Linked DNA regions of Mus musculus: regions 2 and 3 are each linked to region 1. The links are chromatin loops, found by intact Hi-C in ENCODE. Cell type or tissue: heart. All regions are shown on one strand. Region 1 has its middle 5.8 kb from the start of Mtnr1b. Region 2 holds the start of Cep295 (centrosomal protein 295). Region 3 holds the start of Slc36a4 (solute carrier family 36 (proton/amino acid symporter), member 4).

The links. A loop is a pair of places that touch in the nucleus more often than their neighbours do. Peaks named below come from ENCODE experiments on the same cell type or tissue, not always from the same donor. Only the 100,000 strongest peaks of a DNase experiment are listed, where the experiment ranks them.
Region 2: a loop joins it to region 1, with 3 times the contacts of the local background. A loop is called at or near these places in 10 of 42 quality-filtered maps.
Region 3: a loop joins it to region 1, with 2.9 times the contacts of the local background. A loop is called at or near these places in 8 of 42 quality-filtered maps.

The regions. Positions count from the first base shown.
Region 1 is chr9:15,876,394-15,884,393 of GRCm38, forward strand. No RefSeq gene overlaps it. Among named protein-coding and RNA genes, the nearest start is that of Mtnr1b, 5.8 kb to the left of the region's middle. In heart, CTCF peaks have their summits at 2,290 and 4,041 (motif pointing left); no DNase peak of the experiment used is centred here.
Region 2 is chr9:15,354,751-15,362,750 of GRCm38, forward strand. It overlaps Cep295 (centrosomal protein 295), which reads right to left and starts at 3,038. Exons shown (of 27, transcript NM_176976.4): 1 at 2,876-3,038. The coding sequence starts at 2,993. In heart, a CTCF peak has its summit at 3,030; a DNase peak (open chromatin) is centred at 3,041; H3K4me3 peaks cover 1,847 bases; H3K27ac peaks cover 1,469 bases.
Region 3 is chr9:15,707,264-15,715,263 of GRCm38, forward strand. Slc36a4 (solute carrier family 36 (proton/amino acid symporter), member 4) reads left to right here and starts at 2,475. Exons shown (of 11, transcript NM_172289.5): 1 at 2,475-2,574. The coding sequence starts at 2,529. In heart, no CTCF peak of the experiment used is centred here; DNase peaks (open chromatin) are centred at 2,478 and 3,008; H3K4me3 peaks cover 2,069 bases; H3K27ac peaks cover 1,511 bases.

The DNA of each region.
Region 1 (8,000 bases):
AAAATGACATTTCAGAGAGTGAAAACTCTCTCCTTAAGAGGCACAGCAGGCATGTTAGGAACATGAGTGTGCCTGTGTATGACTTTAAACTAAACTAACCACTTGATGGGTGTCAATCAACAAACCAGAGCTGCTCAGGACAGAGGGAGAATTGGCAAGAACCATTCTAGCTGGAGAAGGAAGTAAAATCATGGGAGTTGTTTTATTTTTAAAAGCCAGTGCTTTGAGATGAGAAGTCCCCTCATTTTCTGTCTCAGAGTATTGGGTTTTAAACTCAGAGCCTTGTGCTTGTAAACATGGCTACTTCACCGAGCTATGCCCCAGGCTGAAAGGCTCAGCTCTGAGCTCTCCTGGAATATAATTTTTGACCTTGCCTGCATGCAACGTAGTATCTCCAGACCTTTGGAATTAGGGTACTTGAAGTCAGTGCAGCATCCACACAGCTGGTTTTCTTGGGTCTTGAAGGCAACGTAAGGTAACTGTAAAGTCAATTTAAATGTCAAAGCTAAATACATTTGTGTGCTTCAATAGTTTTTTTTTCATACCATTTTACAAAGCTTTGCTCACTGCTTTTATGTAGTTGTGTGTGAAACTGAGTGGGTTTATAAGTACCACATATTTGCAGAAAGTTTGAGGATATCTTGGGCTACAGGGTAAGGGTTTGTCTTGAAGATAAAAACAAACCACCACAATTTCCTATGCCTTCACATAGATGGTGTCTCAAGTTACTATTCTATTGCTGTGATGAAGCATTATGACTGTTTTAGTTAGGGTTACTACTGCTGTGATGAAACATCATTACAAAAGCAAGTTGGATAGGAAAGGGTTTATTTCGCTTTGACATTGTAGTTCATCACTGAAGGAAGTCTGGGCAGGAACTCAAACAGGGCAGGAACCTGAAGACAAGAGCTGATACAGAGGCTGTGGAGGAGTATTTCTTACTGGCTTGCTCAACCTACTTTCTATAGAAGCCAAGACCACCAGTCCAGGTCTGGCACCACCCACAATGGGCTGGGTCCTCCTCCAGTAATTACTAATTAAGAAAAGCTAGATCTTTTGGAGGCATTTTCTTGACTGAGGATTCCTCCCTTCAGATGATCCTTGCCTATTTCAAGTCAGCATAAAACTAGCAAGCCTTACAGTTGCCTTATAGAAGGAAACATTTAATTGGGGACTTGCTTACAGTTTCGGAATCATCATGGCGGGGAGCACAAGCACAGGAAGGCATGATACTGGAGTAGCTGAGAGCTCATATGGGGCAGAGAAGACTGAGCCTGGCATGGGGGCCCAATCCACAGCGACATATCTCATCCAAAGCAACACCTCCTAAATATTCCAAAACTGTGAACCAAAATTCACAATTACCAGGAACTAGGGGAGGGCTGAGTCTCTTCTACATGATCATGAAAGGTTTGATAGTAATCTGCTTCTATTCCATGACCGTGGACTCTGTTAAAACCCATAGTGCATGTATCAAAGGCAAAGGCTAATGGAAACTGTGCAGTCTGCATGACAAGAATGGGCCAATATGGTGACAGGAAAGTTATGTGTGTATGGGAACAGGGGCTCTGTGGAAACTATTCATGTTCTGGTTTAATTTTACTGTGACTCTAAGATAAAGCTCTTTCTAAAAAAAAAAAAAGGGATTTTGTATCTATTCACCCTCAACCCAATAGAACTTATCCAAACATCAAAGAGACTAACTAAAGGAGATCCAGAGAAGCAGTCCTGATGGGAGGTTGGAGTGCTGGCATTCAAGCAATGGAGGTGGTGTTCAGACAAAGAGAGTGGGTTTCATGTTCAAGGAAGACATTCTATAAGAAGTGATCTCAGACCATGGGCTAGAGAAGTGGACAGAGAATTGAACCAGGTAGTCCTTCAGAGCGAGGCTAAGAGCTTTAGAGTCATCCCTAGCACAGGGAATCTGCTGAGAGAGTCACTAGATATCTGCAGCCTGTTCTAAGGTCAAGATTCTTGTCAACTTCTTCTCTGAGGTGTTTGCTGTTAGAAGCTCTGCTTCTAGAAGCTCGGTTCCTAGAGCAGAGATGGTCATAGGTGGCGAACTCCAAAGAGGTGATGGCTAGAAGGGACAAAGGTTGGTCTCATGAGACTAAAGTCCTAGTTTTGATGTGATCTACCTCTTTTATGTATGTGCTTTCCACTGTAATTCCATGCACTAGAGCTAAACTGATGATGAAACCATGCTTTTGAACATCTAGAAATGTGATCCAAAGAAACTAGAGGGACAGACTGTGTTCCAATGGTCAGATGCAACTCTCTCACTAACTGATAGGAGGCACTGTTCTTGTTATGTTGGGTTAGTGTTTACTGTAAGTAATGTTCCTCTAGCAAACGCTAAACTACTTTTAATTTTAATAAGTCAAAGATCAGGCAATTTAATATGTATATAGAATTTGTAAATTAATTGTATAAAATAATTTACATATACATTTTATAACATTATAGCACATACATTTATATAAATAATATAGGGTAAGCATTTAAGCTTATTTGTTGAGGTATCCAAGCCTCAACAAAGTGTGGGGTAAGAAACACCAATAGAGATGGCTCAGCACTTTGTCCTGTGCCTCTCTCTGTGGCTCACTCTTGTCTCCTGTCACACACTCTCTTCCTGAAGATGGCAGCCCAAGTTCACAGGGCGCATGGAGCCCTGTGCTTGCTATAGAGCCAAGAATGACCATGAAGTCCTGACCCTCCTGCCTTCAACTTCCAGGATTATAGGTACACACCACAACGTCTGGCTTCTGAAGTTCTGGAAATCAAATCCAGGGCTCTGTGCATGCTAGGCAAGCACTCTGGCAAATAAGCTTTGTCTCTCTCTGAAGAGAGACTCTCTTTTTTCTTTCAGTACATTTGTAATTGAAAATAGACACCACTCTCCTAACTTCCTTCTTCCAACCCCTTCTATGCAACCCCATTCTCCAGCCAGTTGGTAGCCTCTTTTCATTACTATTATTTTCTATCTATCTATCTATCTATCTATCTATCTATCTATCTATCTATCTAATCTACATATCATCTATCTATTATCTATCTAATATATCTATCTATTTAATCTATAATCTATCATCTATCATTCTAATTATCATCTAGCTATCTAATCTATCTATCATTTATCTTTGTTTCTATCTATCATTTATCTTTGTTTCTATCTGTCTATCAATCATTTATCTATGTATGTATGTATCTATCCATCCATCTATCTAATCTATTATCTATCTATCTATCTATCTATCTATCTATCTATCTATCTATCTATCTATCTATCTATCTACCTACCTATCTATCTATCTATCTATCTATCTATCTATCTATCTATCTAATCTATTATCTATGTATCTTCATGTATACAAAGATATATAAATACAGTGTGATGAGTGAGCTCATTTTCTTGTTTGTATGTATATCCTTTCAGGGATGACCACTTTGCAGTGGACAATGATAAGGTAGCTTATCTTTGAGAGGTCAACTCTACTCCCAGCAGTCATTTGTTGTCTACAGTTCTTTGACTAGGGGCAGGGCTGTCCAAAATTTGAATGGTAGATGATATTTACATAGATGTGGTAACTTCATCCAATTGTATACAAATGTTGTATTCTGATTAAATGGAAGAATTATCAAATAGATGAAAACCCCCATCTTTTAAATAAAGTCCTTCCATCCAATGAAGTAAATCATGAAGCAATAAATGTAGAAACATGAGATAAATCTAAAAAATATATGGCTTCAACCTGAGCCCAGTGCATCTTGACCCAGCCTGCCCACTGGCATCCCCTAGGGAGGTCATGTGACCTACACATGCTGTGCTAATCTCACATCTGCTGTAACAGTAAAACCTCTCTCCACCCTTCAATCCGCCTCCTCTGTGATTCCCATATTCTCCTGTCCACACTGTTCCACCCTTCTGCTGCACCACCCAATGGCCCAAAGGCCTTATTTAATTCAGCTAAGCATTTCCCATTTTTCAAGAACGAGCTTGCTTTAAAAAAAAAAAAAAGACTTGCACATTACTGTGGGCACCTGTGCCCCCTAGTGGTAGCAATGAAAAAATACAACTGAACTTGGAAATTCAGGTGTGTGTGTGTGTGTGTGTGTGTGTGTGTGTGATAAATGAGGGAATAGGGACTCGGTAGTCTAAGGCAACAGTTTTCTTCCCTTTCAACCATGCCCTTTGTCTGATCCAGCACTGTGTTTTAAAAATATGGTATGTACTCACTGATAAGTGGATATTAGCTAAAAAGTACAGAATACCCATGATGCATCCCACAGACCCTAAAAAGTTAAACAAGAAGAAAGCCCAAGTGAGGATGCTTCAATCCCACTTAGAAAAGGAACAAAATCATGAGAGGCAGATGGAGGGAGGGACCTAGGTGGAAGAGGGGAGGGGGAAGGAAAAGAGGGCAGGATCAGTTATGGGGGGGGGGGGCAGGAGGGAATGCCAAAGACCAGGAGAATGAATAAAAGCATGCAGCTAGTAGGTGTGAGGGAACAGGGGGACCTCTGGAAAGTCTAAGACCTGGGATGAGGGAGGATCCCAGGACTCAATAAGGGTGACCTTAGCTGAAATGCCCAACAGTGGGGAGATGAAACCCTCAGAGACTACCTGCAGTAGATAGATATGGCCCCCAGGGGAGGGATGGGGATACCAACCCACAGTCATAATTTCTGACCTAGAATTGTTCCTGTCTAAAAGACATGCAGGGACAAAAATGGAGCAGAGACTGAAGGAATGGTGGACCAGTGAGTGACAGGTCCATCCAACTTGGAATCCATCCCATGAGCAGGCACCAATCCCTGACACTGTAACTGATGCTATGTTGTGCTTGCAGACAGGAGCCTTGCATGGCAGTCACCTGAAAGGCTCTACCAGCAGCTGACTGAGACAGATGCTCACAGTCAAGCATTGGGCTGAGGTTGAAGACCCCTATGGAAGAATTAGGGGAAGGACTGGAGGAACGGAAGGGGATGGCAACGCCACAGGAAGACCAACCATGTCAGCTAACCTGGACCCCTGGTAGCTCTCAGAGTCTAAGCCACCAGCCAAAGAGACTTTGGATCTGGAATGTTGGTGGTCTTTATGGTGGCACTGGTTGGAGATGGTGACACTTACAAGTGTAGAGCCAACTGGGAAGTCTCAGGTCATATGAGACTATACCAAATTGATCTCTCTCTCTCTCTCTCTCTCTCTCTCTCTCTCTCTCTCTCTCTCTGTGTGTGTGTGTGTGTGTGTGTGTGTGTGTGTGTCCATCTCTTTCCCCTCCCTCTTCTTTCTCACTCTCTCCCCCTCTCTTCTCCTCCCTCCTTCCCTTTCTCTCTCCCCTCTCAGGACATCATTCAAGCTAGACAAGGATTCTCCTACTGAGTTAAAGCTCTATTCCCATCTTTCTTTTACTCCTTGACGATGTTCCCTGACATTCAGCATCCTTATCTGAGACCTAAAAGAGCAACGAAATCTGTGCAATCAAAAACTAGAACCTCAAAGAAACCTTTAATCCTAATCCTGTCAAATATTTCTCACGCTAACAAGAAGCTGAGTAACACATTTATTATTTGCCTAAGTTGGAAATATTTAGGATACATTAGCTATTTTGAAACAACTGATTGTGTCAACCTCAGTATCATATTACCATATTATTAGAAGTTATTTTCCCTACCAGTCACCCATCCTTTCTATTGGTATCTGTAAGAGCAGCATGAAACTGAGTCAGAAGCACTGGGAAGCATAACGCTAGTGTGTTACGATCTACCGAGGGGCTCTAAACATTCCTTTGGTTTGATGGGGCACCTTTGTGTGGCAGGGAGAAAGCAGATGTTGAAATCCAGGCATCTGGATTATGCCCATATCTACCACACAGTGGCTCTCCAGTCTCAAAAGAATGGCATATCTTCTGTGGAAGAGCATTACAGTGACATTACAGTTCACTGTGGTGGCCAACTGTAGTGACCAAGCGTACAATGGATGCTTAATGCACAGACCAGTGTCAGAAAGTGGCAAGCCTCATGAACTCTTGGTGACAGCTTTAATAAATGCACTTAAACAAACAAACAAACAACTCAAAAGAAAAGAAATGGAAAAAAACCCCAACTTTGCAAGCAGGCCAGCTTGATGATCACCAGCTAAGAGACCTTGGGCAAGACACTTCACATCTTTGGCTCCTAGTTTATATTTTAAATAAAGATGAAAATACTAAATGTCTTAGAAAGTAATGAAGATAAAACAGGTAGATATAAGACAAAATGATGATCCACTTGCATAATATTGAGACTCTGGTCATCATCTGTGCACAGTTGGCTGCCTTTTCTCCTCTTACAGTTAGGGAAACAGGTTTAAAGAGGGCTCCTTCCATCACCCACCATAGGTTCCTTCTGTAAGTGCGAGATCTAGGATTCGAGGCTGCATTACTTCAGACCGGACTTAGTAGACCTTGTACTGGCTTTCATATGAGAGTGAACACGGCATGCCTTGTGGTAATTGATTTTCTTCCAGAGCTCTGGGTCCCTCCAGCCAGTCCGTGGAGGTCAATGCCCACCATTCTTCCAAATTTGAACAGGAAAGACTCTTCAGCTAATAACGTCGTCCAGCTCACGAGAAAACACATTATTGCTTCCTGAAGATATTTGATAGTAGATGATTGTTTGAGCCCCATGACTCTTACACAGTTTCTTTGTAATATAAAATGAATTTCTCAATTGCCTGAAAATGCTGAAGAGAGGCAGTGCCATTGTTCTGATAACTTACATTAAAATAAAAAACACTATAGATCACTATCTCCATGTCTATAAGAAAAGCCAGATCCATAGAACTTAGACCCCGACTCACTCTCCTGTATTTCTTTTGATCTTTTCCGTTTGGTAACCAGACATTTGTTCTTTGATTTTCATCACTTTCCAGGCTTACTGTTTTCATCAATGACATAATTTTTGACAGTACAAGTTTAGCTTCACCATATTAAGCAATTTTCCAACTCTCTGATGCCAACTAGCATGGAGTTAGTGAAGAGCACAGATTAAGGGTCCGACTTCACATGCTCACTTTCATCACTGCAGACACCAGGTGTTAGTCTCAGGCTGTGACCTGTACTTCTGACCCCCTCCTGCAGATTCTTCCACATGCTAAGCAATCTAGCCTCCAACCCTTTTCTTCTGGATGACTTTAGTAGGTAAGCACTGATAATGAAATAGTTGGTCACCAATGACCATTTGTTCCATTTCCCTTGATGGAGGTTAGGACCATTTAGCAATAAGATTAGTTCCCTTGGCAACCAGCCACCCCCACCTGAAAGCTATTGGGACTGAAAATGTAAATTATTTATCTCATGGCAGACAAAGCACGAACCTTATTTTGGAGATCACAAGGACTTTAGCAAAGGACAGGGGAGGGAAAGATGTATTATTAGTTATATGAAAACATCATGCCCACTGATTAACAGGACCACCACTTACCCTCTGCCATCCTATGTTAAATATGAGTCCCTTTTCTCTTTCTGCAAAGCTCTGAACTTTCCTCGTTTTTACACTCTCCAAGTTATGTCTAAGTGATCAGGATCCTGTAATTATATTCCTCATAGACTAGAGCACACTTCCATAAATTGCACATGCTTCATACCTGAGTTTATTTTTACAAAGTGGTCTGAGCCATTAGAGTGAGGTAACCCAATCACAAAAGAACTCACACAATATGTACTCACTGATAAGTGGATATTAGCTCAGAAACTTAGAATACCCAAGATATAAGATACAATTTGTAAAACACACGAAACTCAAGAAGAACGAAGACCAAAGTGTGGACACTTTTCCCCTTCTTAGAATTGGGAACAAAACACCCATGGAAGGAGTTACAGAGACAAAGTTTGGAGCTGAGACGAAAGGATGGACCATCTAGAAACTGCCATACCAGGGGATCCATCCCATAATCAGCCTCCAAACACTGATACCATTGCAGATACTCGCAAGATTTTGCTGAAAGGACCCTGATATAG
Region 2 (8,000 bases), 520 kb before region 1:
AATAAACAGATGAGTGCCTATGAAATATATTACTGAAATATGGTAACAAAATGATTTTAAAACTTCATGTTAATATTTTCAATATTTAAAGGGTAATCTATATTTACTGTATACAGGTAAACTAAGTCCAACTTAGTTATAGTTCTGAATCTGCTCTTTAGTTCACTGGTTGTCAGTTGGATGAGGAAAATGAAGAGTGGGGAGAACTCACAGATTCGCCCCCATCTATACCTGACTGACAATAGTTCAGACCTTTTTTCCCTGTCTTGGCATTTCCATACTTTATTAAGCACTTAAAAGATGTATTGGCATCAAACAAATGTTTTCACAAGTACAACTTAACACTGATAACCTGTACCTAATAAAAATAAAAAGGTAACTTTAGGGGTCCCTGGGTTGCTGTACATAATTTGATCTCTTAGCACCATTAAATCTCATGGAATATTATCAATTCCATGGGCTTCGTTTAAAATATCCCTCAACAATTACAAACATGTTGTATTAGTTAGGGTTCTATTGTTTCAATAAAACACCATGACCAAAAGCAACTTGGGAATAAAGGGTTTATTTCAGCTTGTATATCACAGTCCATCAGTAAGGGAAGTCAGGGCAGGAACTCAAATGGCAGAAACATGGAAGCAAGGAGCTGATACAGAGGATCTGTCTGCATGGTAATGTGCTGGTCATTGGCTCACTCCAACTACTTTCTTATCCCATCCAGCATGACCTGCCCAAGGACGGCACCGCATACAATAGGTCTGGCCCTTCCACATTAATAATTTATCAAGAAATTGTATTACAGATATGACTATAGGCAGATGTTATGTAAGCATGTTTTAATTGAATGTTCTCTCAGTGACTCTAACCTGTGTCAAGGAGATATAAAAGTTAACAGGATACTTTTTTTTGGATGACCATTTTTAAAAATCCCTATGGGATAATTATAATGGCTTAAGTACTTAGATTCCTGGGTCTCCTCTTCTATTGCTAAGGCTGGGTGCTGCTGATATCCCCCTTAGACCTTCCTCCTGTCTCTGCAGTGCTGGGATGGAACTCCAGGCTTTGCACATACATGCTCATGTTTCCACTGCACTACAATCCCACTCCTCTTCTCTAGAACTTAAGAGTTTTCTTTAACATGCTCCTATCTAGAGGAATGTGCTCTGTGAAAACTGGTGTCATTTGAAACTCTTTCCAAGTAATTCTGCTATCAACCTGTTCCTAGCACAGCATGCCACGATCTTAACTGAGATGAGTGCACATCTCCCTGGTCTCTTTACAGTGATGAGGCAGGCAAATGTATTACTGGATATTTACTGCTAGCTTGAGCTCAGATGCTGCTAAGGAGCTGTCCTCTATGAATGACCTTCACATATGCATCTCACCTAGACTAGAGACTATTTATATTCATATAGGGATAGCTTTTCCTTTAGCTTTTCATTATTACTCGTCTTTTGTAGACAGGGTCTTAATAACTGAGTGATAGTAGCTATAGTTTTAAAAACTCTTAATGCTCAAATATAACAACTTAAAAATACTGTTTCAATGAGCTGCTTGGGTCACCTGGTAGAAACTACACCCCCACCCCCTTTTTTTTTCTTTTTTTGAGACAGGGTTTCTCTGTATAGCCCTGGCTGTCCTGGAACTCACTCTGTAGACTAGGCTGGCCTCAAACTCAGAAATCCGCCTGCCTCTGCCTCCCGAGTGCTGGGATTAAAGGCGTGCGCCACCATGCCCAGCTTGAAACCATTCCTTTTCACAGAGAATTCTTTATCACAATTGTGGTCAGGACAAGTATGATCTTATTCATCACCTCATCTCTTTTGTCTAAAAAACTGTCTTGCATCTTATAAATAATTCAGCGTGGACTGAACGAGAAAGTGACTAATCCATATACAGTACTACATGGCAGACCCAGTCATGACTTCATCGAAGAACAAATGTCAAACAGTAGTAATTGCTTGAATTGAAAACCTTTTCCGCACTCGGGAGGCAGAGGCAGGTGGATTTCTGAGTTTGAGGCCAGCCTGGTCTACAGAGTGAGTTCCAGGACAGCCAGGGCTACACAGAGAAACCCTGTCTCGGAAAACAAAACAAAACAAAAAAAGCCTTTTCCAATACACTCCACTGAATTCTTAAGAAAATACTCCTGAGGATGGTTGAGGCTCCAAGAGAGGAACATTTTAAGTTGTCCTCCATAGGAGACAAGTATTCCTCCTGCATCTATTAAGTAGAATCCTGTTACCTGGCTTGTTCACTAGTCATTTCTACCCATGTGGACTCTTCAAGTTCTGTGTTTTAAGTGTCCAATAATGATGGACACAGTAGGGCTTATCTTGATAGATTTCCTTCTAAGGATTAGGCAGTATCTGACACACAGTAACCAAAAAATTAATAGATGTGGATGCAAGAGCCATTCATTAGCAAAAGGCAGAAGCCAAGTTTCAAATCCCTTGGGCCTTGTTAACTTTATTCCGTGTAAGGGGGTAATAGCCACCACACGTGGCTGTACTATATGTACGTGTGGCTTAATTACTACCCAACCGCCGAACACATTCTAATGTAAGACTGACGACAACCATTCGCTGCTGTAGGGTTTATTGCCTAGGCTGGTCTTGAACACGAGGCATTTCTCCTGCCTCAGCACTGCCTTGCATGTGCTGGGATTACAGGGTGAACTAACACTCTCGAATGAGACTGCCATTTTTTTCATAGCTTGAGTGTAGGAAGAGTACCAGAAGAGCTACGGGTGGCGGATGCCTCAGAAAGGCCGAGCTCTCTGTAGGGCCGGCCTCGGGGCGGTTTAAAGGGCCGGAAGGTTCGCCAGCCTGCTCGCGGCCAGCCAGAAGAACCCTGGCGGGCCTCCGTCACTCACCTGACAGCGTGTGTGGTCTGGCCTCACGACACACAGGCACCCGCACCCGGCCGGCTACCCAGCAGCCGTTTGGGTACCTGCGGGACAGCCATGACCCGGCTCTCGTCACTTCCGTCATTCAAACGGCCCGCCAATGGCGGGATCGGACGGCGGGAACCAGCTTAGGACCGCCTCCGCAGGGGCCGCCCGGAAGGCCGCGCCGTGCCAAGCCCCCGCCCACCTCCAGCTCGGCGCACGCGCAGCCCCGCCCACGTGCACGCACGCACGCACGCACGCGCAGCTTGCGCAACGGGCCATTATCCCTCTCAACTGTCAGGGTCTTGTCCCACTTGCTCTGTGGTGTTTTGTCGCCGGCAGTCAATCCTGGGTCGGGTTCAGAACATGAAGGAGGATGTGTGGAATCGGCGGAAGACTTGGACCAGGAAGTGCAGTTCACATACTATACTCTGACACCGAGACAACTCAGACTACCTTTATTTATACATCTAGTTTTCCACGTCTCTTTTAAGAACTTCCTATGTTCAACCAAGTGCACACTGTACTTCCTTCTCAGTCGCCACGGTTTCCTGCTAACCCATGAACAGTATCAAGAAAGATGAAATATAGATTGAGCACGTGGCTAATATCTAACCCAGCACATTGATACATAACCAATTGAGGATACAGTACAGAGAGGCGATAAACTACATACCCGAGAAATTCTGATTTAATTATTGACACCTAGCCTGTCCCCTTAGGAAATCTCATTCCTCTAGTGCCCAGGGCAAATTAGTAAACCGAGTCAGTTGCTCATCCTTGCTTGGTGTAACCTCTGAATATTCCTGTTAAGTCTTGGAACCAACAATCCAGAAAGACCTTCTTAAGCTTTTAATACCCATGTAACTATTGTTTGGAACAGCACTGTAGGGCAAATTGTTGGAACTAAGTAACCATAAGGAGAGAACATCTGGATGTTAGCTGGTGTACACAGACTAGGCCCTCTTGTTGACCAACCGCATCATTATTAACAAACACAGGAGTAGTGGTCTATTCCACTTTCATGGCCTCAGAGACAAATAGGAATGAATCACAGTCCAAACTTTCTGATTCTAGAGAAACATCTGTCACAAACAAAGTAAAAGCAAATACTTCCAATAACAAAGTCAAACACACAAATGCAAGGCAAAAGCGAACCAAGCATTCCTTGGGGAAAGGCCAGGAGATTCTGTTCCAATATCCCATAGGTCTTTGCCATGTGGGGACCCAACTCCTCAGGCCTTGCCATAAGGAGATCCATCTGCATTAAACTCATGCACCATTCCCAGCAGAGGCATGTTCACTTGGTCGCAAGTCTGGAAGAAGAGGTGTAGCAAGCACTTTTGGTTCAGTTGCCTGACACCCCTCTGTCATTTGCTGACCTGATGACTGGACAGCTCTACCCAGCTGGCGTCTTGGGCAGAAAGTACTCAAGTGGAAATCTGAGCTTGAGACATGTTCTGTTTTGAATAGGAAACCAGGAGGGATCAGAGCAAGCTCAGTAGGGTGAGAGAGTGTCAGCCTATACATTGTGGGGGAACACTCTCATAGAAGCAGGGGGATGGAGGATGAGATAGGGGTTTTCGGGGGTGGGAGGACTGGGAAAGGAGATAACATTGGAAATTTAAAGAAAATATTCAATAAAAATAAAATTTTTAAAAAATTGCCGCATTTTATTGGTTATATACGAGGGCCAGCCCAATTCAAGTTAGGAGGAAGTTATCTCTATGAGAGATGCTGTGGGCAGCTTAATCCACTGTGGTGTCCTTAGTTATACTTGGCCTGCCCTCTTCCCATGGTCCATGGAGACCCAACGATTAAGGCATGTGAAGGCAGTTTGCATATTTTTTAAAAGTATAAGATTATCTGCTTAGGCTTCTTTCTTAAGAACTTTGCCGTTTGATACAGACCCAGCACCCCAGGTCACAGAGGTATGGCCAAGACCAGGCCATTGCAACCCTCTAGCTCGCTTGCTATTGTGATGGGCATATGACCTAAAGTGGGTAAACCACAGTATTTTGCAGTAATTGTTCTTGGAATCAATAAAAATGAACACGTTCTTTTTTTAGTTCAAACTAGAATATGAATCTGAGAATCAGGTGACAACACAAGCTGATCTGAAAGCACAAGTGTGACATACACCAGAGAGCACAAAGAGGTAACTCTGTGTACACCTGTTCACTTGTATTTTCTGACAGGAACTCTGAATTTAAGATGCTTTCAATATGGAGTTCTGTGTTTTCTAAATTAAAAGAGGCTGAAGTTTTGTTTGTGAGACTTGATCTCACTGAATGCTCTGGAACTTGACATAAAGATAGGCTGACCTTGAACTCACAGAGATCCTCTGCCTCTATGTTCCTAATGCTGTGATTAAAGGCATGTGCCATCCTGACTTGTGAGGCTATAGATTTATCTCTGTAGACATGATATCTGGTATCATGGGGGATAAAACAAAGTAATGTTTAATACGTTGGCTCTAGAGTCCAACTTTTTGGTTGTAAATTTCTAGTTTACCAACTCTGACTCTGTGCTAATTCCTGAACTTCCCCTAGAAGTCAGTTTTATCAACTCAGATGTAGTAAAACTGTTCCAAAGGTGGCTGTGAGATTTAAAGCTGTTAGGACAATGCCTGGCACAAAGTACATGACATGTGCTACTTTCTACATTTTGATTTTTAATACATTCTTTCATAAATCTTGTTTTGGAGACAGGGTCTCTCTATGTGGTCCTGGCTGTCTTGAAACTTGCTGTGTAGACAAAGCTGGCCTTGAACTCACAGAGATCTGCCTCCCTCTGCCATCTGAGTGCTGGGATTAAAGGCATGGCCACCACATCCCATAATACTTTGTTTTTGACTGAAGAAAACTGAAAATGGACTTTTAAATATGTGTTTTAAGACTCTGGTTTTGATTTTAATTATGTCTTTGAACTTTAGAGATGTAGAGAAGGTAGATATGCTTAGATTCTAATGTTGTCCACCCATTGGGAATGAGTGTGTGTGTGTGTGTCTTTGAACACAAGTGTGCACATGCATATGTGTGTGCACATGTTTGGAAGTCAGAGGTTAGTGCCAGATGTTTTTTTCTATGACTCTTCATCTTGTCTTTTGTAACAAAGTCTTTCACTGATCCCAGAGCTAGATTGAGTGGTAGTAAGACTAACAGATCTTAAGGGATATACCTGTCTCCAAACATCCACTCCCTGTACCCACAACACCACCATGCCTTGTTTTTACATGTGTGCTGTGGATATGAACATAGTTACTCAGAGATACTTTATTCATTGGACCATTTACCTGGCCTTGGAGTAAACAATCACTGCTGGTCAGAGGAAGCATTGTGACATTAGTGTGGCTAGTTTTTGTGTTTGTTGCTTCTCTTAAGAATATAGCTGAAGTCAAGTCAGCTTGGAGCATTGGTTACTTTAGCATCATGTGGCCACAGAACCTGGAAGGCACAACTTAATGGAGGGAAGAAAGATTTATTCTACCTTACAGTTTTAGAGGTCTTCAGTCCATCCCAGCAGAGAAAACAAGAAGCAGTTCCTATCTTGGTGGACAGGAAGAAGAGAGAGTAAAATGGGAACAAGTCCAGGATGATATTCTCTCAAGGTCAATGATCAACACCTTCAAACGAGGCCCCACTATCAAAAGTTCCCAGCTAGCACCACCACGTAGAGTGCAAGCTCTGCCAGGCTGACACCGAGGAGACAATGCATTCAAGTCACAGCACAAGTTTCACATACAAGAGAATGAAGAGATAGCTTCATAGCTCTGAGTTCACTTTAATCTCTTACCATATCTGGGGAAAACCCCTAACATTTAAGTGGGGGGAGTCCTCAGAGTCTTATGTATAAAATCAAAAGAGTGTCCTGTGGTGTGCACTCCTGTAATCGTGGCACTCAGGACTCAGAGGCAGGAGAATCACCACAAGTTTGAAGTAGTCTAAGGTACATAGCCAGTTCCTGGCCAACTAAGGATGTGCAGTGAGATGCCTATTCATCAAACAACTAAAAAAAAAAGAAAAAAAAGAAAAGAAAAGAATATCTTTCAGGAACAGAAGCAGCCTGCCACTCTGGCTCTCCAGATATTAGCACCACAAGTGGCAGTTCAATGGTGGTGAGACTGGATATGCAAGAAAAGATGGGCTTAGACACTTCCAAACTACAAGTACCATTTCAAAGCCATGGCACAGGGCCTTTACTCAAGGAAGAAATGAGAAGCATGAGCTAGAGAGATGGCTCAGCAGTTAAGAGCACTTGCTCTTCTTGCAGAGAACCCAGGTTCCATTCCCAGCACCCACGTGGTGGTTCCCAACCATTCCTAACTCCAGTTCCCCCTTCTGACCTCTGCAGGCTCCATGGATACATGTGCTACAGATACAAAATGTAGACAAAACACATAAATTAAAAAAAAATGAGAACCACTTTTCCATCATTTAAGTCTCTTTGGCGTATCATTCCTATGACATGCATTAAGACCATTGATTCTAAGCTGTTGGGTACATGCTTACAAAGACAGGGAAGTCTAGACAAAAAAAGGAAAAAGATAATTTACAACCTAGAAGAGTATACAGTCAAATGGGGCTGAGTAGAGTCAGCATTAGTTTTGCTGCTGGATTCAGGTGTATGAACACTTGCTTTAGCTGAAAGTACCTTCTCTGAAGCTCTCGGGGATAAAAGTATGAACTTTTGCTGAACACACCTGCGCCAGAAATTCCCATGCCATCTAACAGCATCCGTAAAGGCAACATTTTAAAGTCTCGAGCCGTGAGGCTGGAGAGATGGCTCAGTGGTTTTCATCATTTGTTGTCCATAGTGAAGTTCAGGCTTCCATATCCAGCTTTCACTCACAGGGTGTCTCTCAGCCGTCTGTAAGTCTAGCTCCAGGTGATCCAACACTCTCTTCTGGCTTCAGTGGAACACACATCCCTGCAAGCAAAATATCCATACATATAAAATAAATAAATAAATAAATAAATAAATAAAAATACGCTCAAACTGTAAATCCAAATAGACTGCAACCATCTTATTTAGAAGCATAATTATAAAAGACCACAGTATGATTTGTCCACCATTACCGACCCAAGGCAGGCAACATCCATTCTAGCAT
Region 3 (8,000 bases), 170 kb before region 1:
TGCAAAGGCCAATATTTCTTTGGTGAATTTAGTATTTTTACCATGTATATATAGCTTAAAATCGAATAGGACTCATAATGAATGACAGTCTTGCCTATTTATGATTCTGTTTTGAGAGGTTGCTGTTCAGTGTGCTTTCCTTCATGCTTCTAAAAATTTTTCAGTTTTGTTTACTAGAATTCCACCATAACTAGAAATATTAAGAGCTTAGCTTCTTTACGTCAGCCTCCACCTGCAGAATCATAACACGCTCACCATTGTTCATGATGTCTTTGGTTATGGCTGTGTGTATTATTCATGGTCAAGGCATATTAAGTGTTATGATTATAATTTCCCATACTTCCTTTATCAACACTGTTAATTAGAGTCATTGTCCATATGTCTACCTGGCCCTTCACCCTCTCCTACCACTACTTGGCTTTTTCCCTGTCTACAGCAAAGTGTTTAGATGTTCCCCCAAACCGGAGAAAACTCTCTTTGCCCAAGTTTACATTTTCAGACTCTTCCTTAATTTCAGCATTTCTTTTGTCTCTTTCTGGCACTCCAGGTGGACTGACATCTCTTGAGATACAGCTGTGGTCTGGGACCCTGTCAGGATCCTATCCTGCATCGGATTCTTGGTTTTTTGCTTGGTGTGTTTTCTAACTAGGTTTACTGCTGGTAGACTTACCCCTGGTGGGTTTATTCAGGCAAAGCACTCCTCCAGGCATAGACAGAGCACACGAGATGTCCAGGCTGAGCTTTATGTTATACTAAAGTGTGTCTGTATTATCCTTTCATTATATCCACAGTTTCGATAGGCATAGTTTTAGCCAGTGTATTTTCCTCGAAATAGTGGAGTCCAACACCTCATCGAGCCCTAGCTGTTGTTAGCCATTGTTTGGTAGGCAGGTGAACTTTAAGCCAAGGAGCCTCTTCCCAATGGCATTTAGTATTTAAACCGAAGGAAGTTTTAGCATCTTTCTCTTTCATTTTTCTAACATTTTATAATAATATTTCTTGGCTTCGGTTAATTTTCGCTTGCTGCACTGGGAGGTCAGTGCTCTGCTCAGTTCTGGAAACAAACACCCTTGGATGACAAGTGTTCTTCAGCTCTGATGTGTAGTTGCTGCCTTTCTCTCAACTTCCTGACTAGAGAGTCCAGAGCTGCTGGACGGATCCCAGACCTCAGTTTCCCTTGTCCGTTGCTCTGCTTTTGGCTGCTGCGTCCTCACCTTTCCGAGCCATTCTAGTTTTCTTTTGTAAATGTGCAGGTTGTATTTTGCAAAGTTGATACAATTCTAGATATATCTGAAATGAGAGAACCCCAATTGAGAAAATGCCTCCATATTGGCCTGAGGACAAGCTTGTGGTAGTATTGTCTTCATTGATGAAGGGCCCAGCTCAGTGCCGGCAATGAGGAGCCGTTTCTGGGTGCTATAAGAAAGCAGTGTGAGCAAGCCACACAGAGCAAACCAGTAAGCAGCATCCCTCCATGGCTTCTTCAGTTCCTGACCTGAGTTCCTGTCCTCACAGTGATGGACTTCCAATTGAAGTGAACTCTTTCCACCTCAAGTTGCATTGGGTCAATGGTGCTTTATCATAGCAATAGAAACCCTAACTAAGGCAGTCCATGCCATATATTTATTTAAAAAAAAAAAAAAAACCTCTGTTAGCACAGTGTGGAGCCTTTTCAAAGTAAGTTAAACTCACGCACCATTGTCTTTCTTAGCTTTCAGTTGGATGAGTCAGTCACGAAGAGTAAACAAAGATATTGCAGTAAAGGTCATGTTGTTAGCAACAGTGAGGGCTCTTCCAGGTACTGTCATTGCATTTCCTAGGTCCACCCATAGAGTTGTTCCGATGATAGGGAGAAGGTGCCCCTCCTTCTGGAAGTCAGCAGATAGTGAAGCCACTTTAAAGTTGAAAGTAGGCAATACTTAATAGGCAGGCTGAAACGGTTTCCGCAAGCCAGCTTCGTATGCAGACTGAGAATCCCTGCTGCAGTGGCAGATCCCTCCCCTGCCTTCATTGGCTTACTGTTGTTGTTGTTGTTGGTGGTGGTGCTACCGAAGGGTCTTACCCTTTGTGTGGACAGTGGCACAGTGACTTACAGACTGCATTGCGCTGTCTCTCATATGACCAAAGAACCATATGACAATGTAGTGTAGTGCCTGATAGTGGATGTCGACACTTCCCTCTTTGCCTTAACCCTAGTGTTAGCTGTCTTTAAGATGCCAGTGCAGGAGCCTACATCTAGCTGCGTTTGTTAGTGTCAATTGGGGTGGAGGAACACTGCCAGTCGGTCGTCGGGAGTTGCAGTCTGCCTGCTTTCTGCGTGGTCCGAGGCCCTTTCTTCCGGCATGCGAAGCCCGGGGATTCAGAGGATCGCTCCTCAGCTTGTAGGCGCCGCGCCTGTCACCCCGAGGCGCAGACCCGCGTGGGCTACGGTCAAGGCCAGCCCGGGCCCCGCCCCTCGGGGCGGCTCTGCGCATGCTCGGCGGTGCGGCCGGCAGAGCGGGCGGCGGCGACCTGGAGACCCCCGAGGGATGGAAGCGCCGGCGCCGGCGGAGACGGCGGGATGCGAGGAGCTCGGTGGGTGTCTGCCGGCCTGACCCAACCCGGGGCGTGGGCGTCTCCCGCGTTCGCAGTGAGGGCGCGTCGGCCTTCGCGTCCGCTGCGGCGGCATCCGGGCTCCCGGTGTCTCGCGCGCCTGGCCGTGGGGGGGGTAGGGGGTGGGGGTGTCTCTGCGCGCGCACTGAGCACTAGGGTGGCGGGATGGCGGGATGGCGGGGTGACGGCGTATGCAGAGACTCCAGGCAGAGGCTGGTGGGTCCCAGGACCCTGGCTGGCGTGAGTTCCTCTAGGACCAGCACAGAACAGTGGTCCCCAGGCCTGGCGGGGCCTTGCAGGTCGCTGCACCGAGTGTGAGGTCTGTCTGCCTTTGAGTTGTCAGTCTTTGTATGCCTGTCATTCTGTCCATCTGTCTGTCCACGGGCCTGTGCTTGTAGCACTGTGCGTCAGTGCGGGGAGTCGCCCCGTTTGTCCACGTCAAAGGGAGGCGGGAACTGCTGCCACTCTGTTTTTTTCCAGGATGCTTTAAGGAAGTTATCATTGTTTTCTTTTCTGAGCCTGGATCTCAACTCTGGGCATCTCCAGCTGAAGCCTCCGTTGACTCCTCGCTGCGCAGCTGTTCTAACGGGACATTGCTGCCTGAAAAATAGCACGTACCTGGGCTCTGACAGGCCCTGAGCGCTCTGTTTCCATGGTTTTGGAAGGCTTGCTTCTGTTTACTACTGCCAGAAAGAAAACAGAAGCCAGGATCAGGATAGAAAGATGTCCTCCTAGCAGCACACTGTGTTAAGAAATATTTCTTAAAGAAAGAGATTAAATTAAAACATACTTTGAAGTAATTTATAGACTGGCATGCCTATAATAATGTGCCAACACTTCATGGTTGTTTTCAACAAAGGTAGAAATTCTAAGTCTAACTTTCATTGAGAACAGACTGTCAAGCAGGGTGCTGTATACTATGCTAGCCAATGACTACTTGATCCACACTAGAATTCAGGGAGGCAAGTTCTTTTGTCTTGCAATTGTTCTTGCCTAAGGCAGGGCCTTGTTACTACAAACTCAAGTTTATGAGACTCTTCAGTTCAACCCATGTTGTTGAGCTGTGAGGAGATTGGCAGGAGCGGGATAGTATGTTATCATTAGCATGTATAAAGCTGGTGTGGTAGCAGTACACACTTGCAAACCCAGTGTTATGGGGCTGAGGCAAGCGGGCTGTCAGCCTATGCCACACAGTGAGTTCTAGGCCAGTGTGGTCCACACACTGAGGTCCTGACTCTGCCCTGCCCTCTGGAAAAGTTCATCTTTTCACTCAGCAGTTTTATGTGTAGACAATTTCTCAAAGTAAATCATGCAGTTAAACTGTATCAGGCTGAGAGGATGGTTAAGAGGGTAAGAGCAGTTCCCATGCAAGACCAACGACCTGAACTGGGACTCCCAGAACCCATGGAAAGCAGTAGAACATGGGAGACAGAGGCAGGACAGTCGCTCATGTGCTTGAATGCCAGCTGCAAAGCTCAGCATCGGAGAAGAGAGAGTCCCTGCCTCAAGCAAGGTGGGAGGGAGAATAGCGTCCCCACAGTTAGCATCCGGCAGACCCCTTGTACACACGCTGGGCCACAAGTGCTTCCACAGACACACAGCGCACACACAAATGTCTGCCAGAAGACTCATTGCAGCATTTGTAAGGGTCAAGGTCGTTATTGTCCGATGGAAAGCCATGAACTCAGCTGTCACTTAGCGTACGGTCAGCTGTTAGAAGTGACATGGAAACATACTCACCATGCATCATCTGTTAACTGGGAAAGCTCCCTGGTTCTGTCCTCTACAGTAAAGTGTGCTTACGGTGGTTTCCACGTGACAAATGGACTTTAGAGCAAAAGTGGGAACTGGGGGGCCTTCCACAAGCTCAGGAAAGAGGCCAGCATGCTCTTCAGACCAGCATAGTGGCAGCGGTGGAAACGGAGAGAGGTGGTTAGACCGGGTGTCATAGACCAGCGTGATTTCCAAAGAGACTGGGTGAAGGCAGGCAGGATGGCTCCAGGGACCGGAATGTCTGAAGGGCTGAGGGCTTAGGACAGTTTTATAGTGTCTCCAGCCTTTGATGTTTCCCTCTTTAACCTCACTTCTCATGACCAGTTTTTGCTGACGGGAGACTCTCCACTTGAGTTAGATCATGTGAGGCCCTGTGCCTTTCTCTGTGAGCTCAGTCACGGCTGCTCACTTGAAGGGAAGCCAGCTGCCATGTTGGGAGGACACTCAGGCAGCCCAAAGACAGTGTCCATGGGGTGCAGGTCAGAGGCCTCCTGACACACTGGTGCCAACCATAGGAGTGATTCCCCCAAAGCCTAGACCTAAGAGGTGACTTGTCCAGATGGGTGAAGTCATGTGGTGTGGAGAGGACGATAGGATTTCCTTTAGAGCTGATCAGGTCTAGAGTTACTGGAAGGTAAGGTCTAGGGAGGAAAGTCCGGAAGTTGTCAGCACGTAGGTAACCCTGAAGCTGTGGGGAGGGCAGGGAAGGAAGATGAGGCAAGGGAGTGAGGAAGAGAAAGAGAAGAGATACAAAAATACTCTGCATTGTTACTGAGGTAGATTCAGGGTGGTGGGAGAGTTAATGTTTTAGAAAGCACCGTTCCACTGTTACTCATGCTGTTTGGGTTTGTACAGTGGCAGTGCTACTGAATGTAGAAGGCAGTTTAACACTGGCCATCTGTGGAGAGCTCCGCTGGGACAGAGGATGGGCTTCTTACACTCAAAAGCCATTGCAGGTTTCTAGCCTGTTTCTTACGTTCTGTCCTCTCAACCACAGGAATAAAGAAGTCCGCTTTTATGATCAAGGTGGTGGCGCATGGGTTTTAGCTGCAACATTGTGCTATTTTTCATAAAAGAAACTATGCCCACCATATTTTATTACCATTGCTGATATATAAGTGGTTTCTTATTTTGTAGGAATATTAAGAGCAATATAGCATTACTAAATGATTTTAATATTTCCAGAGGAAAGAAAGGATAGAGATGGTTGTGTGGTCCATCTACACCATGAGCTGGTTTCCACTATGCTATGTTTTCTTCTCTCTATTTCCACTTTACTTTTTAAAACACTGCGGCATAGTGTGAGTCCGTAGCCCCTCTCCTGACTCATTGGATGACTGCCCTCGTCTGAGCCTTGGCAATCACACTGTGAAGGCAGGGTTGTATTTTCTAGGGTGGGTACACTGTAGTGAGCATAGTAAGTTGCTTATTGCCATGTACTTAGCGGACTTTAAGATTTTATGTTTCGGCAAACATCTTTATTAGTAGCTTGCCAGAAGTAGAATTACTTGATGAGAGTAGTGAGCACTGAAAGAGTCTAATATGTATTACTAAATTTGTCAGTCTTTATTTAGCTACACCTGGAGCTGATTTCAGGGTAGGCAGTTGAGGCTGAAACAGAAGTTGGGATGGCAGAGCAGAGCGTCTGTATCCTCCTAACTTAAGCTCCATTCGTTGTGGACACTTTACATTATATCTAAGGTGTATAATATTTAATAGACTGGTTTTTATTGTTACATGTTAAACACTTAGAAATAATTATACCTGGGTAGTTTGAAATCCACTGCTTAATAGTATTTTATCAGGAATTAGTAATTTCACCTATTTTACCACAGCTTTTATAAGAATAGTTTAATTTATTGCTTGGCCAAAAATTAACATAAAAACTTCAGCGAATAATAATAGACTATGTGTAAACAACATAGGCTAATGAAAATTTTAATTACTTAATGTAGAGTATTCAGACACTGTTTCATGTGTTCTTAACTCTGCTAAATCTTTTACCATGTTGGGTCTTTAGATACCGTTATCCATGGTTATTATTAGAAGATTAATTTATGAATGAGCAAATGCAGCCCAGGGTACAGCCTGTGGAGCCAGTTATCCCCCTGCTGTGTGGGTCCCAGAAATCAAAGTCAGGGCTTCAAACTTGGTAGCAAGCATCCTTAGCTGCTGAGCTGTCTCTCTGGCTCTCCTTAACTATGATTTTTGCATTAGTTTCTACTTCTATTTCCTTTTAGCTGATATAACATCCCATCTTTTCAAACTAAGTCTTATTGGATACTTTGTGGCTCCAAAATGCTCAGTATTGGCTATTTTTATTGTTAATTCTAATTTCTTGTCAAATATTTGTAGTTTAAAGTCTTAGACAGTATAATTTGTTTGTAGTATTGATTATCAGGGGTGGAACCGCTGCTCCTGGGTGGCTCATGTGCTTGTAGGGGCTCCATGCTTCATGCCTGCTGTCTCATTTTATCCTCTAGTCCTCTGCGAGGTGGAAATTGTGAGTTTCGTCATGTATATAGCAGAGACCTTGGTAGGAGGTTATCCTGCTGACTTCATGTCTCTGTTTAAGTAGCTACTGCCTACATGAGGTTGGTTTCTGAGTCTTTGCAGTGTGTGTGTCCCAGTAAATACACCCTGGATTTCCAGTAATTAGTGTGGAAAACAGGATGTAAAGCATCCTACATTTTATGTTGGTTATCTGGTGGTCAGGGGACAGTATGCTGGACTCATCAGATTAAACAATACACTATTGCATGTCTTCTCATCAGCAGGCAGAGGTTCAGGCCTGGCGTGTGCTGTGCGGTCTCCTGACCAAAGCCAGTGTTAGTGCTACAGAGTAAATGCAAGAAGTCACCACTGCATTTTCTAGAGGGTCAAATGCAAGACATTATTGATGTCTTTACATACTACATCCTGAAATTCAGAACAAAATACAGTTTCACATAGTATACTTAGTGATTCATGGGGTTTCGGCGAGTTATGGGTGACTGAGTTTGTTTATAGCAGATCTCACCTTAGAGGCTCTGGTTCAAGTGGGAGACAAGGAACATTTTCAGTTGTAGCCTCGTAGACACTGCTTTCCAGGGATTAGCATTCGAGGTTCTTTAATTATTTAGGTTTGAGTTACTTTGTGACCTTTAGGGGAATATAGTCAGTTCTAGAACTTGACCCTATTTTAACTATTCTTAATCTAGTTAAAAAAACATATCTATGTATTTATATAAACTTATAGCTACATAAATATATGTTAAAGGATGTACATATGTATATATCTGTATCTGTGTTGTGTAATGTCGCTCCAAGGAATGAAGTCTGAAGCAAGGGGAAGTCCCGGGGACTTTTCAGCTGCTTTAAGCACCGTTTAAGCACAGGGGCAGGCACCAGCTGCCTGCACATCATGCCGCAGAGTCAGAATGATGCATGCATGTAGACTTATGAGGTCCTAACCTGTTCACTACTTTTCTCTCAGCTTCAGTTTTTACAAATGAATTCCTTTAAATCCTGTTATGAGAAGGTTAGAAGAGTGTCATGGAATAATTAACTTATTAAGATGCTCACATATGAGGGGTAAGAAAATCGATTGGAGGCAAAGAAATATAGAAAAAGATTTTTCAGTAAGTCATGGGCTC